Regions from separate parts of the Homo sapiens genome. Here region 2 is linked to region 1. A link is a contact called in ENCODE Hi-C or POLR2A ChIA-PET data. All regions are on one chromosome and are shown on one strand. The core of a region is the stretch at or near the end of the contact, and the rest is flanking DNA. Distances in the headings are between cores, read along the strand shown. Region 1 has its middle 58 kb from the start of PLCXD2-AS1. Region 2 overlaps LOC107984087 (a long non-coding RNA gene).

The links. Hi-C counts contacts between places; a loop is a spot of excess contacts on that map. ChIA-PET counts read pairs that join two places held with the same protein, here RNA polymerase II (POLR2A). Pooled maps may share reads with other maps.
Region 2: a loop to region 1 is called in a map of Caco-2, with 4 times the contacts of the local background. The contact joins two enhancer-like sites. A Hi-C loop is called at or near these places in 7 of 168 maps with a recorded cell type or tissue (Caco-2, Right ventricle myocardium inferior, cardiac septum and 2 more), 1 of 37 single-sample maps with no recorded cell type and 5 of 50 pooled maps. POLR2A ChIA-PET finds 5 or more read pairs at or near these places in 1 of 52 experiments (MCF 10A).

Annotation. Positions count from the first base shown.
Region 1 is chr3:111,732,573-111,739,143 of GRCh38, forward strand. It overlaps a transcript of PHLDB2 not described here. Among named protein-coding and RNA genes, the nearest start is that of PLCXD2-AS1, 58 kb to the left of the region's middle. RefSeq lists an enhancer at 2,057-3,256. Within about 2 kb of position 2,864, at least 4 of the 41 ENCODE cell types and tissues checked have a DNase peak (open chromatin) inside an H3K27ac peak, as active enhancers do.
Region 2 is chr3:111,784,086-111,790,656 of GRCh38, forward strand. LOC107984087 (a long non-coding RNA gene) reads right to left here. Exons shown (of 4, transcript XR_001740848.2): 3 at 4,806-4,943. It also overlaps a transcript of PHLDB2 not described here. Among named protein-coding and RNA genes, the nearest start is that of PHLDB2, 72 kb to the right of the region's middle. Within about 2 kb of position 3,699, at least 2 of the 41 ENCODE cell types and tissues checked have a DNase peak (open chromatin) inside an H3K27ac peak, as active enhancers do.

The DNA.
Region 1 (6,571 bases), core at 1,614-4,113:
GAGAAACCTGTGTTAATGTGTCTTCCCAACATCCCACTCTCTTCAGCAATCGCTGGAACAGCCATGGGCCATCCCTGCTGAGTCAGGAAAGAAGCTGAGGGAAGAGTCGGGATTGAAAAGCAGCAGACAAGGTAGGTGATCTCTCTGGTCACTGGCCCTTCTCTTGTAATAACAAAATGAGCAGCATATACAGCCTCGTCACCAGAGTGTTTCTGAGGAGGGTCTGCTGGAGATATGGTAGACCCGGGTGTGTGTCTGAATTCAGTCATTTTTCTATCAGCCTGTTCTGGAAAGCAGGCTGTATTTTCCTTCTGTCTTCTATCTCTTCTGAAAATTGTTGTTGCTCCTGTACGTATTTCAGAAACTTGGAAGGTTTTTTAAAAATTTTTCATTATAACAAATTATATGTGCGATTTATTAAAATGATTTCATTGGTGGTAACTCCACAAGCATGGTTTTGTTCCAGAATTTTCGTTGCATAATTTTTTTCAATTTTCAAGACATACCAGAGAGGACAGTGTACATATACTGTAGTATATGGTATAGAATAATATATTCCGAGAAATATACTGTCCATTCACAGGGCTGTCAACCTCGTATGATAGGCTCTCCCAGGAAGTCACGTATATTTTTCTGCTTTGGAACCTAGAGAGTTAAAAGTCCTGAAATTACTGGAGCAGAATCAAGCCTATTTACCTAAGCTTATCACATCGGCAGCCAGGTCAATCATTTACTGAGACTAGGCCGTTTCTTACCCTGAATCAGGAGGACCACCAAAGCCTTTGCTGGCCTGAGTCCCTCTGTAGCAAAGGCATGGGCAACACAGAAGAAATGCTCCTCTGAAGCTATAGTCCAGATTCTCTTCTCACCAGAAGTAAGTTTTTCTCCTTCCGAGAATAGTAAATATCCCAAGACCCCCCTTCCCCAGCTCAATGATAAACAAACATGAGCAAAACTAATATGCAAACCTGATGATACCAATGCCACTCTATGTACAAAGCTTGTGGCTTTGGAGGGAGCTTCCCTCATCACTGGAGGTCTATGGGGAAGAAGGAGATGATAACTATGAAACAAGTTATTGAGTGATTCTTGAGGAAGAATAAAGTTATAAAGTAATCACCAAGGAAAACATGGAAATTTTCCCCTTCAAGTCTACACACTCTAGAAATATGTAATTTTTATCTAATATGATTCACTCTTCCTTAAGTCTGAATATAACTCCTCTAATTGCAGAAATGTTGTCATATGGTCACCACATACAACTTTCGGGCCTGTGCAGTGGTTCCTGGCTCCTATAGTCATTAGTTAGAAGCCTAGTAATGCTGAAGTCCTATTTTTCTGAACTCCCTTTAGGGAAGGAGTTGGGTCATGTAGGACAAGGTAATGTTTGACATTATTTTTGTCAATCAGTTGTGGAACTGAAGTGACTCCCCTCAGGCAGGGTTTGTGGCTGAATATTTAGTGTCTGAGGCAGTTAACTAGATGCAAGAGTGGAGGCCATTGTAGACATAAACCCTTGTGTGACTTTGGGTAAGTCTGTGGCTACCTCTCAAGAATGTTGTGGAGAATTATGGAAAACTGATACGTTTCTGTGAAGATATTAAGCACTGCAAAATGTTAAGTGTGAATCTGGCTGGTATCCAGAGGATGTTCATAGATAATGCAAGTGATGGAGGTGGTTTTGACGAGGGAAAAGGATCTTGGGGTGATCAAATGCATTGGCTAGGTCGGGCATGGCAACCCATGCCTGTAATCCTAGCACTTTGGAAGGTGAGGCAGAGGATTGCTTGAAGCCAGGAGTTCAAGACCAGCCTGAGCAACAAAGTGAGCCTCTGTCTCTACAAAAAATTTTTTTTAAAAATTTATGCATTGGCCATATTTCCCCACATTACTGAAGGCTGCCTTAGGGACAGACACACAGGTCTGACCTGTCCTTTTTTTGTAGCTTCTGGCTCAGGGCCTAAAACAAACTGGAAGCCCCTAAGGGTATGTACAGCTTTTTCTTTCCATTTCCTGAATATTGGATAGTAAGTAGAGGGAGACTATTCTTCAGATTGACTAGATTAGAATAGGCATTGTCATTGTTTTTCAACGTTAGGTAGTTAGAATATAGAAGTTAATTAATTTGCCCAAAATCATGCAATTAGTCTGAGCCAGGATTCTACTCAGTTCTGCCTTGTTCCCAACCCAGTGCATTTCCCATAAGGTCATGGAGTTGACCATGTGGATAAGCATAAATTGGAGGGTCACTGAGGTAAGCAAGGCTGACTAATACAGTCAGAAGTTCTGAAGTTCTCCACTGGCTCTTGGATGTGCCATGCCTGAGCCTCTGTAACAAAAAGGCCAGTAGTGGACTTCCAAAAAGGATAAAACAGGCAAGAGCAAAAGCAAGTGTTTTTAGTCATGGCAGTCACTGGAGTCTTCTCTGTCCTGTATATTTTCTAAATAACCCAGATAATCCTCAGGCTAAATCTTTGTCCCTTTTTATACTGTAGACTCAAATTCTGAGCCCCAACTAAAGTACAACATCTGAACTCTTTCCAGAGAAGAAATGACCCTATCCCAATCTTTCTCAAGGAACTCAAGAATTTACTATCTCATCTCAGCAAATACCCACTCATTTAAATCTAAGAGACTTGGGCACAGAGAGGCTTAAAGCCCGAGAAACCATCAACAGTCCCTCCTGTCAAGGCTCTCACCATCTGCAACCCAAAGAGACCCATGTCGGCTTGGAGTCTAAATGGCTTTTTGGTGTCATTTGAGCAGTGAATGAGTAATGTACAGCAGAAGCCTTAATCCGCCCCCCACCCCTAGTTTCACTTTTGTTCAGATATGTCCTAAAGATTCCATTAGCTGTCTGTCATAAATTCCAAAGTAGCCACAATTCCTGAGCATTTACAAGATCAAGATAAAGAAATGCCATCATGAAATGAGGTCGACTAAATGTCTTTGAACAAAGGGTTTCTAGTGACTTGCCTCACATGTATCTCAAGTGTGTGATAGCAAAGGCATTACAAATAGAGATTGCATCACCATGTCTACCAGCACCCTTTACTAATCAACTGACCTTGCATGAACTGTACTTACATGCCATCATTTTCATTAACCAAAACGCTAGGAGAAAGAAAGTTGAAGCTAAAACACAAAGACTCATCACAACATTTCACCTGTGTCAAGTACTTATTATGACCAAAACATGAACTGCTGCCTTCTTATCTACACTTTTTTTCATTTAATTTTCATAACAAACCTCTGCAACTTGCCCAAGTCACAGAGCTAGTAAGATGAGGTAAAATTTGAGTTGGGATCTGAATCCAAATCCCATGTTCTTCAGCATTCTGTTCTGGGAAACATACTCACCCAACAGTGTCTACACTGTTCACGTTCTAAATGTAGAAGAGTAAAAAAAGTTCTTTCTAAATTATTTGATCAGATCCTTAGAGTATATATTTATTCCCCCTTCCCACTCACACAAGATGTTCTTGATGTTCTTGAGTGTAAGCATAAAACTCAGTATGACAGTGGTTTTCCTCTCCTCTAGAAAAGGAACCACAAAACACACATGCACACATGCACACACACAATAGCAATTGCCCAAGAGTCAGTGCTTTGATTCCTTTCTGAAGCTGAGAGAGAAAATTGTTCTTATCATCTCCTAGTTTATAAACATTGTTTTGTTTGTTTGAGTGATTGACTTTAACATAATGTACAAGACAAATTTGTCATTTATTTTACCAAGATTTTTTTAAAAGTTTATTTCTGCAGTGAAATTTCAGTCTTTGAAATCAGCTAAATTTTTCAAAACTGTCCAGTATGTCAATAGTTGTATTTAATCTTCACCACAGCCCTGTAAGATGAGTACTGTTTTCAGATGATATCCTTTCAGATAAGGAACCTGAGACTCAATACAGGTGAATGGCCTTCTCAGTCTCACTCAGCTAAGTCCCTTAGATCTTGGGACTCCAAATTTTTTGTTCTTTTTTAAATTAAATATTCACGCAGTTCCCTGGATTCCTAAGTCCTACAAATGGTAGGAATGGGGCCTACAAGCTTTTTATTTAAATTTTCAGAAATTAAAAATGCCAAATGACTACACAGCCTGTTCTCAGGCAGAGACCACTCAAATATTGATTGCTTTGCTTTGGGCTAGAATTCTGTCAGGTCAGTGTGGTAATGCTGTTATTCTAATTAGATTTTCACAGAGTAATGAAAATAAATACATTAATTGTTACTTAATAAAATCTTCCTTAAAGGCAAAAAATCTTTCAAGCCCATGTGCCCATGAGCAAAATAAGATATCAAAGGGGTTCTTGCTAGAAGGATAAGCCACCACTGTCTTCTAATCAGTTGTGTGCCTAGAGAACGGTATACATGAGTAGGGACTAGAGACCCCACAGTGTCTTGAGATGCACAAGCCCTCTCTAACCCTGTAATCAGATGGATGTCTCATGAGTCAAACAGTTGCCAAATGGCATGGAACCTAAGGAAGTCCTTCTACAAATTGAGAATCCATTATTGTAGTTTCAACCCTACAGAAACCAGCTACAGTTACAGGAGGAAACCTTATGCCCTAGGAATTCCATTTAAGTCCTAAGATGTTCTGAAGGGTCCGGGAGCCCTGCATCAGCTATGCATCTGGAGGAGATCCAGTGTTTTCTTATCCCTAATGTTTCACTGGGAATTGCCCCTGGCTGGCTGCCTGAGTCTCCATCCCATGCGACAGTCATGTTGTCCACATCCTTGCTTTGGTGTTAGTGTGCATCCTCATCATACTTTTTGGTCCCCATTTCTGTGACTTCTGAGGTTCTAATGATCTTGGTGCAGGAGAACCCATAGTTTTGGGCAGTGATCAAGCAGAGTGAATGAAACTTCTGCCCCTGACCCACCCAAAACTTGTTCCCCTCCTCTCTACAGTTCCAAGGTCAAGTTTCCCATGAGAGCAGTAAAGGAACTGAAGGTCACAAAATGCTGGCAATTCACCATGCCTTGGAGGGGTTCCCAGAAAGTAAAATGAAAATGAGATTGTTTTCACATAAGACCTCTGTATTTGGAGGACAGGATTCAAACAGTTTGAATGTGCAATTTCACTGTGCACTGAGGTAACCCCCACAAAGTCTTTTTTTTTTCAAAAGCCAAAATAATATCAAAAATACTTCCTGCAGAGAACTCTAACTAGGCAGAATTCTTTTTTGTCATCACTGGGTTGATGTTTTCAAGGATTCATTTCTCAAGATAAGCCTTATATAGTGCATTTGGCTGGAGCTCATGTGTACTTCTGTGGAATGATGGCTTTCGTCCATGGGGCCTACTTTGTGGTGATCTCATTAGGTTTCACAAGGTAAACAGCTGAAAACTTGTGGTTAGTATGTGAGCAGGCTTCAAGAGAAGAGAAAACCCAGGAGAGGTCGGCCAGAAGATGTTGCAGTGAATTGGCAGGTGGCAGGCTTCTCTCTGTGACCCAAGGAAAGCCAATACCCCTACGAATTCCAAGGAGATGTACTTTTAATTTCAAATACATGTATCCCACAAAATTTAGCTCTGCTTCCTAGCTAGGAATCCTAATCATAGGAAGAGCTAATGGCTAGACTTCCCAGAACGTGACTGTTCTCTACTCAAATTCATCTCATTTTGCTTTTCTTTGCAAAATGAAAATTCTCCATTTTCCATAAGAATAGTATTGTTATAGAATACAGTTGTGTTGATAAATTATAGTCCAACAAATTAAACTAAAATAGCCCAACAGAGGCATCCTAGGCCTGACATCATTGTTGTCTTTCTCTGTGGCTTTATGCCAATTTTTACACATCTTGGGGATGGCTTAGTTTCACATCTTTACTCATCTGCGTTCTAATTTTGGATAACCACAAACATTTATTGATGGGTTATCCACTCAGTTCAGCAACAATCATCTACTCTTTCCCAGAAGTGTGTTAGACACTGTCTTTGACATAGGATTAAATAATCTTGCCACTTACCAGAGATGAGAAGGTTTTAAATTTATCCAGTAGGCCAAACCACAGCTTCTTTAGAGTCCTCTATATTTGTGTGTATGTTAGTGTGTGTGTATGTGTGTGTCTGCCTGTGTGTATGTATCTGTGTGTGTATGTGTACTTTTAATCATTATACAGTACCAAGAAGATAATGGGTTCTCAGTAAATATTTGTTGGTGATACTAAACTAGTAATCAGCTAGGAATTTAATCAAGAAATTGATTTATAAAAAGAAAACTGGAATTGCTAGGGGAGACTAAAGAAAGAATCAGAAGTGTTAACCATTGGTGTAGAGGGAATAGGGCATCAAGGGTCTACTTGCTCTTCTGCCAACCCCCAACTGAATGGTACAGCACATAGGAGACCTCGGTTGTGTTTGATTCTGCTACTACACACACCAACAGGGCAACTCTGGGCAAGTCACTTCGGCTTTCGTGGCCTCAATTTTCTCATTTTCAAAATGGAGGCAGGGGATTGAGAGTATAACATCTCTAATGTCTTCTCTAGTTTTGATATTCTGTGTTCTATGAAAAACTAGAAAAGTTTACTTCAGAAAGTTCTTTACGGAAAATACAGAAATA
Region 2 (6,571 bases), core at 2,449-4,948, 52 kb after region 1:
AACCAAACTGGGAGGGAAAATACGTTGGTTAATAGGATCAGATCAAGATTGAGAAATATTCTAACAGGCAATAAATATCAGAGCCGAGAATTCCACAAATGCATGATTAAGGACATATGTCCGAACAGGAATTTCTCTTAATAAAGTATTATATAGGTTGACTTACAAAAATCAGGAAACACAAACAAGCAAACAGAAAAAACTGTAAATGTGATAGTCATTAGGACTGTCTGCAAAAATTGTTCTTCTGAGCTCATTGGAAGCTTGCATTTCTTTGTTCCTTTGAAGTGAGGCATGAGATTTTCTTTGAACAACAAAATACCAGAAGTGTCATGCAGTGTGTGCAAGTTGCCTCATCCTTTTTTCCTGCCTCAGTGGTAGTGGAAGCTTCTGGAGCCATCTGTCTGTGTCTGTGAGTGGGTGTGATCAGTAGGCCCCTCTCTCATAAACCGTGCTGATAAGCAGCATAAGCAAGAACTAATTTTTGATTGTGTTTAGTCACTGGGATTTGGGGATTATTTGTTCAGTATAATCCAACCTATTCTGAGTGATGAAACTAGTATTTCAGAACATAAAGATAAGAAAAAGTGTGTTTGTGCTGTGTTAATTCCAAGACTTTTAGCACACATATGCAATATACACATAAATTATAAAAATGTCATGTATATTGTAACATACTTGTTTACTTCATTATATTGTGAAGTAAGTATATTTCTAAATCAGTTTTTTAACTAAATAATAGTAATGGTCCATTACTTGAACATGTCATACCTAACCAATTCCCTATTGTAAAAACTTTATTTTTTCTATTTTGATATTATAAGTAGTGCTATGATAAGACTCTTTGCACACATTTTTAATATTTCACTTAGAATAAATTAGGAAAAGTGATATTTTTGAGAACAAATTAATTGCTTTCTTAAGCTTTGATCATATATTTCCAAATTATACTAAATAAGTAATAAAAATGTATAGTTCCATCAGCTGTGTGTGAGAAAATCTGTTTTTCCAAGTATTTGTCTGCATAGAATATTGGCTATTAATTTCATTTTTAGCAGTTTAATTTTGCCAGCAACTTTGGCATCTAGCTTGTTTGAACATTTCATCACATGTTTGTGAGCCATTTTATTTCTTCATTTGTGACTCACTTATTCATGCTCTTTATTCATTGTTCTACTGATATTAGTCTATTTCAGTTGATTCTCAAGGGCTCTTGAGATATTAAGTCTGTTAACCCCTACATGTATTTTGCAAGCATATTTCTGTTTTCTGTTTATTTTTTGATATTTTTATTATTCTTCCACTTTGGAGCTTTAAATTTTAGTTGGCAAAATATAGCAGTCTGTCTTATGTGACTTATATCCTTGAAGGATACATTTGGAATTCTCAAATCTCCAAGTAAAATTAGCATTTTCAAATATAATATTTTCCTCTAGTTCTTTATTTTGTTTTTACACATACATTTTTAATCCATCTAGAATTTATTTCTGAATATTAAATATGACAGGATTCTTCCCCTCCCACCCAAAAATACCTAGTGTTTTTAACTAATCTTAAACTCAACAAGAAGCATTAGAGAGGCAAACACACACATTAATGCAATCTTAAACTTCTTTAACAAAATCTAGGACACACCAAGAAGGAAGTCATAATTCTACTACTCTTCATCTGTTAGACCACTTCTAAAATTCAATTAGGACATTGATAAATAGGAGGATAGTCAGAGAAGGGCAACCAGAATGGTGGTGGTTCAGGAAACCATATCTTTTGAAGAAGAATTCAAAAAATGTTTTGCTCGGGAAGAGATTTATATTGACATGAAAATTGTATTCATAATTAGGAAGGATTGGCATGAAAATGTGGTAGATTCATTCTGTGTAGTTCTAGATATTGGCATTTGGCACATTAAAATTTATAGCAAATCTTACTTAAATAAAAGGAAGAATTTTATATTCAAAAATGAGGTACAGTTATCCCTCAGTATCTATGGAGGATTGGTTCTAGGACCTCTCATGGATACCAAAATCCACAGATGCTCAAGTCTCTGATATAAAATGGCATAGTATTTGCACTGGACCTATGGACATTCTCTTTTAAATCATCCCTAGATTACTTCTAATACCTAATACACTGTAAATGCAATGTAAATAGTCGTTATGCTGTATCGTTTAAGGATAATGACAAGAAAAAAAGTCAATACGTGCTTAGCACAGATGCAGTTTTTTTCCCCAAATATTTTTCATTCATGGTTGGTTGAATCCATTGATGCAGAACCCACAGATACAGAGGACTGACTATACTGACATCCTACTGCTGTAGGAATTCAAACAATTACTAAATGCCATTCAAGTTTGTACAGGAGATCCTTGCTTGGGTTGGGATGTTAAACTGATGACCTCTAAGGCCTCTTCCAAAGTCTAAGATTTTATGATTCTGGATTGTTTGACCTAGCTGAAGAAAATGACCTAGTAAATAACTATTGTTACTTTCAAAAATTTAAGTCTGAGTTCTGAAAAAGGCTTAAAGTGGGAGGATAAGACAGAGCATCGGCAACTTAGGGGATTGGCAGACAAGCCCAGGCCCTCCCACCCAATGATAAGCAGTAGAATCTTAGGCAGATCACTTATCTCACCCGGGCTACAGTTTGTCATTCTAAAATGAGAGAGTTGAACTAAAATATCATTACCAGATGATCTAAGAGTCCCCTCAAAGCCTAAGATCCTATAATTCTATGTTTAATAAATAGGTATAATAAATGACATAGTCAGGTTTTCAAATAGAAACTCCTATGCCTATTTTAATAAACTCTGGCTGTCTCAGTGACTTGTCCTATTGAGAGCCTCAGATGCAAAAACCAGAGGTTAAATCCAAGGTTCACACATTTGTCATTCATCAAAAAAAAAGTTTAAGAACTTATTTTGCATGGGGCGCAATGCTAGGTACTATTGATTCAAGGGCAATTAAAGTGAAGACTGTTGTACTGTCAAAGATCTCACAGTTTAGTGGTGATGACAGCCTAGTAGACCAACAATTATGCTACTACATAACAATTGTGTTGGATGTCTTTAACTGCCATAGTGTCAGAGACTGACAGCCTACTTGGCCTTTAGATATCTCAAATATACCCCAAGAGACTCTAGCTTATAATTTCTATCCTCATGCTTTTGCGTTACTGAAGGTGAATGTGTTCCCTGTTTAAAAAGTTTAATAATTTGCCATTTGGGAGTATTTACTGTGTGCTCTATAGCATGCTATTTAATCAGAATTTCTTTAGAGAACAGTTAACTTTAAATCAAATGGAACTTATAAGTGAGATATTCTCCTTTATCTTTGGATATTTTTTTGCACTTGGGTTTCAAATGCTGAAAATGAATGTTCTCTCCATCATAACATTCACAGACCCTTTTCCTGACTTTTCATGGTGTGTGACTGTGGCCTGACACTTGCTACAGATGAGAACCCTTTCAAGCTAGAATTGGAGGGCTCAATCTACTTCTACCATTTTCAAAGACATGGTTGGTAGCTTGGGCTACTCTAGGCTTTCTCTTCTGTGTTCTCTGGGGCTCTGCTTCTGACCTGCCTTTTTCCTCTTTTTCCTTCTGGTCCACTTCACCTCAAAGAGGACACATGGGAGATAGGGGAGGCATTCCACAGCCACGGCCAAGAAGAAAGGACCACCCCGGGGTCGAGTCTCTGGCAGCGTACCCAATCTATTCTGGGGTGAATCCAACCTGATTGCATGTTTCTCTAAAATAGATCACCAAGTTGAAGATACACCAATTTTTTTCTACAGTTTTTAAATAAACTTAGACTTTGTAGTCCGCCAAAATAAACATTAGAGAATAAAGCAGTAAATTTTTCAGTAAATATATTAGAAATAGAGGGTAAGAAATCCTCCAGTCTGGCAAAGACTGGAATGGGAGCATGAATTGGAAACAGGTCAAGACTCCTGGCCATAAATAGTCTTCTCACTTTAACCAAGATGTTTGTCTCATGCATTCTGACCCAAGAAGGTTACTAGTTTCCAGGAGGAGAATTGGTGGGACTTTTCAGCCCTAAATGTGCTTAAAGGACAAAGGAAGGAAACTCAGTCACAGAAACGAGTGGATGGAAAAAACCATTATGCTATTTTTTTTTTAATGTCATTTCAAAGCAGTAATTTGGATAGATGTCATGTTGTTTCCTATGAATGCCATGGGGTTATATCTGGATGACTACCTTCCTATGACCAAAAACTAAGAGTGACATAGTGATAAATTCACCCAGGTCAGAAGTAGAGTCTGGGACTTTTGTGTGTCAGTCTGCTATTTAACACCAAGGCCTTTGTCCTCTAAAGGTAGAAAAGTCCAAGAGGAGAAAGCATGTGTCAATATTATTTTAAATGACATTAATTTGATATTCCCTAAATGAAAAGAAGATCTTTATAAAGACCCTTTGTCTCTTCTCCTGTTTACTTCTCCCATCTATCTACCTTTTATTCTTTCTCTCTAAAAAGAGCCTAAGATGATGCAGTAAGATTGAAATAGCTAAACCTACCACACAGGGATGCTTTAAAGCAAGCTTGTCCAACCTGAAGCCTGCAAGCCTCATGAGGCCCAGGACAGCTTTGAAAGCAGCCCAACACAATTCATAAACTTTCTTAAAACATTAGGAGATTTGTTTTGCAATTTTTTTTCAGCTCATCAGCTATCGTTAGTGTTAGTGTATTTTATGTGTGGCCCAAGACAATTCTTCTTCTTCCAATATGGCCTAGGGAAGACAAAAGATTACACACCCCTGCTTTAAAGAGTAAAAGAATAACTTACGGGAAAGCACCTATCAGACACATAGTAGGTGCTCAGTAAAGGAATAGCTCCATTTTCTTTCCTTGTTGGCAGAGGAAAAACATTGCAAGATCGTGGGTAGAGAAATGAAACGATGAGCGCTATATTATGTTCTTCTCCCTGTTGGAATCATATTGGTGAGAAAGGAATGCCAGGTTCACACATCAAATCCCTGAGTTTTACTTTTCCCAATCGTCACTGCAGGTATTTTTATCAAGGCGATGGAAAAAACAGTGCTCCCCACTCCTGGTCAATCAAAGAGGTCTCTGCTAAACAACAAATTATGCCTGTTGCTCAAGGTTCTATCAGATGCCTGGCATCAGATTAGGAGTTCCTTTGAAGAAAAGACTATAGACTCCAATAGAACTCCTTATTAGTCTGCTTTCTGAGAAGGTGTAATAATATGCTCTCTATGGGAACTACGTAGTCATTTGTTCAACCAACAATTAAGGAGGCACCACTCATAGTTGGTTACATAATTGGCAGATATCTTCCAGTCAGGATTATTTTAGAGGCCATAAAGAACAAAATGGTTTTGCTATAAGTACATTCTCCGTTTAAAAAAAGAAGAAAGATTTAACTGCTCTGACATATATACATGGGAAGCCATGTACTATAGTGAATGAGAGTGCAGATTTTGGATTCAAATGGTTCTCAGTTCAAATTTCTTTATTAATTTTGTGGACTTTGGAAAGTTATTTGACTTTTCTGAAATGCCATTTTCTCACCTGTAAAATAGCAATGGTAATAGCTTACTTTGCAGAGTTGTTCAGAATTACATGAGATAATAATATATATTATGTGCTTAGTTCATATGGTGTCTAACCCTATAAACAGCGACCAACAAATAGCAGTTACCGCCGTGCCAAAATTGGACAAGCTATCATCACCGGGGCTATGTGCCCTGAGTATTTTTGTTTGGCCCTTGTCTTTAGCCAACTGAGCAATACAAAACTGAGTTCCTGAGAAATCTTGGAAACAATGATTCTTTGGTTCTCACCACCCCCATATTGTGAAATCCATGATCTTCACATGGCAGATTCTATCCAACCAAAGCCCCTTCAGAATTTTGGAATGGAATTCTCATACCACAGCCAGTGCTATCATGACTCCATGGGCGTGAGGAGCCTGACTGGGGGCAGGGCGTTCAAATTGCCCTTGGATCTTATCAGCACCTCAGAAATGTTACAGCTAGTCAGCTACTAGGAAGTGGAGGCCTAGCCTCTTAATTTTGTTCCTGCTTAGAAATAGGCATACTCTGGGTTTTCATAACCCTGAAAATCTCATAGCATAGCCCTGAATATTCAGCTTCCCTTATTAGAAATAAAGACCACTCTCCATTTAGAGACTGGCCAAGAAAGAGACTCCTGCTGTTGTAGTAATATGGTTGCCCTTTGACCCCAGGAAGTTCATTGTGTCTCCTTTCTGACCACAAAAGTTTACTCCAACTCCTCAGGTAAATGTCTCTTCTCTGATAAGGTACCAAGCTCCAAAGATCTTGAAAGGTTTAATATATACCTTCCAGAACTTTTCATCCACACAACTAGTAGTCTCTTCATACTCTCTTCACAGCACTTGAGGCATTAGGAGTTGCTCAGTAGGTTGCTGAATTATTGCAACTCAGGAGCCAGACTATGACAGTGAACTGACATGTGTTTGTGGCCACCTAAGCACTGTGTTTTGACAAAGGAAAAGAACCTTTCGCAGATGCAAGAGAGACTTCTGTTTGATGAGGTGAGCGCAGTGCA